Linked DNA regions of Homo sapiens: region 2 is linked to region 1. Evidence: chromatin contacts called from ENCODE Hi-C or POLR2A ChIA-PET data. All regions are on one chromosome and are shown on one strand. The core of a region is the stretch at or near the end of the contact, and the rest is flanking DNA. Distances in the headings are between cores, read along the strand shown.

Region 1 (2,809 bases), core at 259-2,758:
TGCCCTTCCTTCCTGCCCAAGACTTCTGGGCTTTTAACTAGGGATGCAGCACTGCAAGTATCCGGAGGCAGTAACTGGGAAAACCACCTATCATGATTAAAATAAAACACGCATTGGCCTCTGGAACGAAGGATGTTAAAATAATACATTCTGCCCACATCTTGGATTCAAGACTTGGGGAAGTTTTAGAAAAATCAGTTATCTCAAGTAAGTATTCAGTGCACACAATCCAGTGACTGAGTCTACTTTTTCTGGCTACTAAGGTACAGGCTAGGCCTAAGCAGCATAGGCTTTGAAACTATCATCCAGGTTTTCAAATAAAAAGGAGTAAGAAAACAACTGCTGGTAATACAACATTACAAACATTAACATATGCCCAACGAACAGTATCGTAGATCGTTAGATTATCTGCCAAAAGCCTGTTCCCTGGTAAATAACAGTTATTGTTGTTTTACCTAAACTAGTTAAACATGTCGCAGCTTGCTCCTGAAAGAGAACATTCTATAGTCTTTGGAGAATCAGTGAAGAGGTCTTGCAACATTTGTCAGAGGTAGTCAAACAGTGCAAGCAATCACAAAATTTGGTCACCAACCAAACCAGATTAGCTAATCTTTCAGTTCCTGTAGATTAGAAGACAATATTAACTCACCCTTTCTGCATGTTGACTTTTGCATCCCTTTATTTGTGTATTGAAAGAACAAGCACCTCTATGGGAACTCTATGCCCTGACAGTTTAATTACTTATCAAGTTTACTCTGGGCCGGTATTGATCATTCTTTCGTGAAACGAATTAGATACTTAAATTAAAAACAAACAACAAAACCCCCCTTTTCACATAGCATGGCGGCATGTCCCTTGGTAACAAGGTTGAGTGGATCCACCAAGGCCCAGTAGCTTGCCTCCTTTTCGTAAGGATGTAACTATTGTCCAACCAGAAGAGAGAGGCATGGAGTGGGATGTGCACCAGGATGAACTCGCCGGAATCGTCAAGAGTCGTTGTGTGACCCTCACCTTGACTTCGGGCGTTTTGTGGGGACCCAACTGCTTTCTTGCCGCTGCTCTTTGGTCTGAGTTTCCCTCAGCCAAACACTTCACCCACCCATGACCCTCCAACTGTCCCGCTACAGCAGGGGATGGGGGTTGTCTTCCGATCGACCTCGGGGGGCAAAGGCAAAAGTCCCTAGCTGCTTCGGAACCGCTCCTCGAGTCCTGAAGCCGCTCCACGCCTCCTCGCCCACCACTTGGTCCCCGCAGGACGTGGCAGTCTCGGGCTCCAGCCTGGAAAGGAGCCCGCCCGGGTGCCGTCACCCGCCCCGCGCGGCCTCACCTGCCGCTCCCCGGAAATCTCAGCGCTGCCCTGCCCCCGCCCCCACCCTCCCGCGTCCTCCAACTCGAGGTCCCAAGACCCACACAGCAATGGCGCAGCCGGAAACTGGGCCCTAGACTTACTCACGCCCGGCTGGCGGCTCGGGTCGCCTGTGGGCGGGACGCAAAGGCCGCGACTTCCGCCTTCCTGCTTCCGGTCTGGCGGTGAGTGGGGAGTGGGATCCGATCCCGTGGGGCTATGTAGGGGAAGTTGGTGGCTGCAGCTGCCGTGGTTTTCTCCTGGTGTCCAGCAGAAACGGCGGCGGCGCAAGGTGTGGCTGGGCCAACCCAGGATCTCCCAGGACCCTCCGCTCTGCGCGACAAGGGGCCCGCGCTTGCCAAGGCCGACGGGCAGGAGTGAACGTGGCCTCCGTGGGTCTGCAGCCCCGATAGGGTAAGGAGGGAAGAGTGAGCAAGGGAGAAACGTAAGGAATAAGGGAAAGACAAAGGAGGAAGTGCGGACGGCCGTCAAGTGCTACCCGTTGCAGCCGCAGGGGCCACGCGGGTCTGGTTGGGAGATCGAGCCTGGTCGATCCGTTTTGGGCGGAAGAGTAGGATTTATTCCTGAAAGTGTGGAGGCGCGAGCGTTTGGGTCCGAAGTTGAGTTGCAGGGAGATGTGTGGCCTGTGGACCATGGCTCTTTTACTGCAAAGTTCTTTTGCTTATTTCTGAAACTTACATTGTTTATTCGCTACTGGGCTGGAGAAGGTGAAGGCAGATCGATCTCAGTAGTACCTAATTCTAACTGTATGGGTGAGGTCGTATGAAGTCCAGGAGCTAAGATATTTAACGTATTAGGCACTTTCATGTGTGTTCAGTTGAAAATCGTGGGGAAGATATAATTAAAACTAGTCACAGTTTTCTTGGGGTAATGGGACTGTGGGTGAATTACTATAATTTGTTTGGTTATGTCTTCTAATTTTTTAAGTAAAGGACACAAATTGTATGATGGACCCAAAAAAACCTTTATAAAGAGTAAGATGAGCTGTTTGATTTTGTAGTGGTGTACCTAATCCAGTAAATAAATGAGTGGCAACATTTTTAGTATAAAAATTGAAAATCTAGGAACGGATACGCTGTGTAAGTCAGTCAGTGAGCCAACTTGTCTCCCGTATGTCAATGAACTAAAAAAATTTTATTATTGAAATAAGTAACTTAGTAAAATACTTGATTTCCAGTAATTAGGATTTTCTTACAGGGCATTTGCAATTGTAAATTCAAATGAGGAAGAAACGTATTAAGTTACTATACCGGATAGGCAATTTTAGATGTCATATAGGTTGCATATATACAATATAGAAATTTTCCATTTAAAATTTTATTACAATTATCCTGAAATTGTGACTTAAATTTTGTTTTATTTTTTGTATTCTTTCCAACTAGCCAATTGTACAGAATTTAAACCGTCTCTCAGATGTGTACAGTAGAACTCAAGAAGACAGAC
Region 2 (2,940 bases), core at 425-2,924, 1.4 Mb before region 1:
TCAATGAAGACAACGGCTTAAGGACCCTTGGATGCAAGGCTGTAAGATTATTAAATGACAGATTAAGGATCTTCAAAGATGCTCCCATATTTTCAAATGTATCATTATCAATGCTAATTATTCTGTTTCTATCTAACTTAAGGTAAATTAAATTCTTTAACAAACTGAATGTGTCAGAATTTAAATTCTCTAAATCATTATGACTTAAGATCAAATGTTTAAGATTATTAATTCCACTAAACCCATCCCTAGTAACATTCCTAATTCTTGAATTTTTCAGGAGGAGGTATTCCAGATTGGCAAGTCCTTTAAATGCAAAGGGCTGTATTGCTTCAATAGGATTATGAGACAAAGAAAGTCTTCTAAGACTTTTAAGTACTTCAAAGGCATTTGATGGTACTTTTGTTAAATTATTACTTCCTAAATACAAACAAGCAAGGTTTTCAAGATGTTGAAAGCCTGATTCTGATATCCTCAAAATGTTATTGTTTGATAAATCAAGTATCCGAAGAGCAACCATACCAACAAAGGTACCACTCCCAAGGACAGTGAGGCGATTCCTTTGTAGATTTAAGTACTGAACTGAAACTAGATCATTAAATACTCCTCTCGGAACAAAAGATACCTGATTATACTGTAAATATAAATTACGAAGATTTAAAAGTCCCTTAAATATTCCAGGATCTAAGCGTTTGATGAAATTATTATTTAGAAATAGAAAATATAGATGCCTCAATTGAACAAAGGCTTTTGGATATACATACAGAATGTTAGAATTATCCAAATACAATGCTACAAGAGAATGAAGTCCTGTTAATTCACTTTCATTTATATAAGATATATTATTCCCAGTCAGATACAGAAAAACTGTACTTTCAGGAAAATTCTTAGGAATACTCGAAAGGCCTAAGTTACGGCAGTTAATTTGTCTCCCAGTGCAGAGCTGACAAACAGACGAACATCCAAGTATTTCTTTGTGGAGTAATAATAAAAGATAACAGGTAACAACCAGAAACAGTCGTAGGCAAGGCAGAGAAAACTGTAATCCACACATATCCCTGTTCTTGGATTTTCTGTTCAGATCAGAATTGGCTATAAAAAGAGAAGGTAAAGCTTTAAATCACGAAAACTTCATCAAATGAATTTTTTTTATAATACTATAACTTCTGTATTCTATTTTAATTAGGATCAGCCAATAATACTATCATAAATCATACCATGGTAATAGCAAAAAATAATGAGTATGGAATACGTTCTAGAATTATTAACATGATCAGGCCATTAACCCACTATTTGACAAAATAGTTCAGATTAATGAAACATTTGCTAAGTTAACTTAAAAATTACAATTGATTACAACACAGGTGACAAATGATGTAGGAATGAGAATCTTTGAATTTAATATGTCCCTTTAACAACATAAAGTCTAATATCAAATAACATTATAATTTATGAAAATACAAATTCACTACAGAACAATTAAATTCTAAATTACAGTTTTTCACAGAACTATTTTTCATGTCAGCTAGAAGTTCATATTTAAGTAAATAATCTTACCAAGAAAAGGAAATTCGTATTATTAACACTCAGCTGATTCAGTAAAGGTTTTCTTTTTAAATCTGAAGAACGACATTTCTTAACTCCAGTTTGTTCTGTGGCACTGCTGACCTCCACCCCACCACTTTTTTTTTTTTTTTTTTAAGTCACCGTTTGCTCAGGAAACACCACTCTTCACATTGGTTCCTTTACAGTCAATGTGTAAAACAGAGGTTGCCATGGATACAGGAAGCTAAGAGACAGGAAGTAATTTTATCTGTGTTTCAAAAGTATTGCTGAACGGAAATCTCAGGAACTTATTTTTTCAGAATGCAGTTAGAGTTTTCCTAATATACACATTGAAATATCTCCTATAATATAAAAATAATAGTTTTTAAAGGATACTTGAAAACATTAGTTATTCAGAACCCAAATATCAATCAACAGACTCTAGCTATCAAACAACATAGCTACTGAATGGAAAAGGCTAGTTCAAATAAGATGTATATCGAGTAATACAATTTTTTGTAAACTTTTTAATGAATAAAATATTTATGTTGTGTTAAATACGCATTGAAGACTTAAACTTTATGCTTTATTCCTTTAATAAAAATAGGGGAAAAAATTTAGAATGAACATAAATGTTGTTATATTATCCTCCAGTGCTCTTTTTAAAATTTTCAAAATATTTTTGGTTGCAAAAAATACTGAGTACTACTTAATACGTGAGGTACTAATTGGTAGTAAGCTACTAATTAGTAGTAACGCACTAATTGGTTGTGTTGGGTTATAAGATGTTAAGAAGCTGCATACCAACTTACTGACATAGGTTATCTTTGCAAGAAAAATTGGGGAGAGTAAAAGAGGCGATGTTTCGCCCTATATATATCTGTATCAGTTTGAATCTTTTAGAACAAAAATGGAGAATTTTTTAACGTCATTTTTCAAGAATTTAAAGAATCGGATATAAATTGTTTATATTATATATTGTTCAGTCATTAACTTTCTTTCATTAACTTTAAGCTAGTTGCTTAAGCTTTCTAATTCTGACTTTTATTAATATTACTAATAGCCTGATAATATTCCTAAAATATCAAGTTATATAATTGTATACAACTCTCCTTTGATATTAAAGCAGTTTCATTTCACATCAACAATTACTTTAGAAATAATATGAATTATGTCCATATTAGAAAGCTGAAATAATACCTAGCATTATCTTTCTATGACTAAAAATTCAGCAATGCATACTGGATAGCAGATCGTTATCAAAATGACTTATGATTCTTACACCTATCCATTATGGCTGGTTACTGTTATTGCTATTTTATGCATTAAAAATGGAAAACAAAACAAGTGACAGAAATGATATGAATTTGAGGTAGGGGCTATGTTTCTCAGGTC

The links. A loop is a pair of places that touch in the nucleus more often than their neighbours do. ChIA-PET counts read pairs that join two places held with the same protein, here RNA polymerase II (POLR2A). Pooled maps may share reads with other maps.
Region 2: a loop to region 1 is called in a pooled map, with 6 times the contacts of the local background. The contact joins the promoter of LRRC70 here to the promoter of SMIM15 in region 1. A Hi-C loop is called at or near these places in 5 of 50 pooled maps. POLR2A ChIA-PET finds 5 or more read pairs at or near these places in 3 of 52 experiments (IMR-90, activated CD8-positive, alpha-beta memory T cell and activated T-cell).

The regions. Positions count from the first base shown.
Region 1 is chr5:61,161,167-61,163,975 of GRCh38, reverse strand. SMIM15 (small integral membrane protein 15) reads left to right here and starts at 1,508. Exons shown (of 3, transcript NM_001048249.4): 1 at 1,508-1,759; 2 at 2,749-2,809. SMIM15-AS1 (SMIM15 antisense RNA 1) reads right to left here and starts at 1,660. Exons shown (of 4, transcript NR_109908.1): 1 at 1,450-1,660. RefSeq lists enhancers at 820-879, 920-1,019, 1,550-1,809, 1,880-1,959, 1,445-2,341 and a silencer at 1,260-1,369.
Region 2 is chr5:62,577,553-62,580,492 of GRCh38, reverse strand. LRRC70 (leucine rich repeat containing 70) reads right to left here and starts at 1,674. Exons shown (of 2, transcript NM_181506.5): 1 at 1,558-1,674; 2 at 1-1,092. The coding sequence starts at 1,054. The region is part of intron 27 of IPO11 (importin 11); the gene reads right to left. IPO11-LRRC70 (IPO11-LRRC70 readthrough) reads right to left here and starts at 1,758. Exons shown (of 4, transcript NR_073584.1): 1 at 1,558-1,758.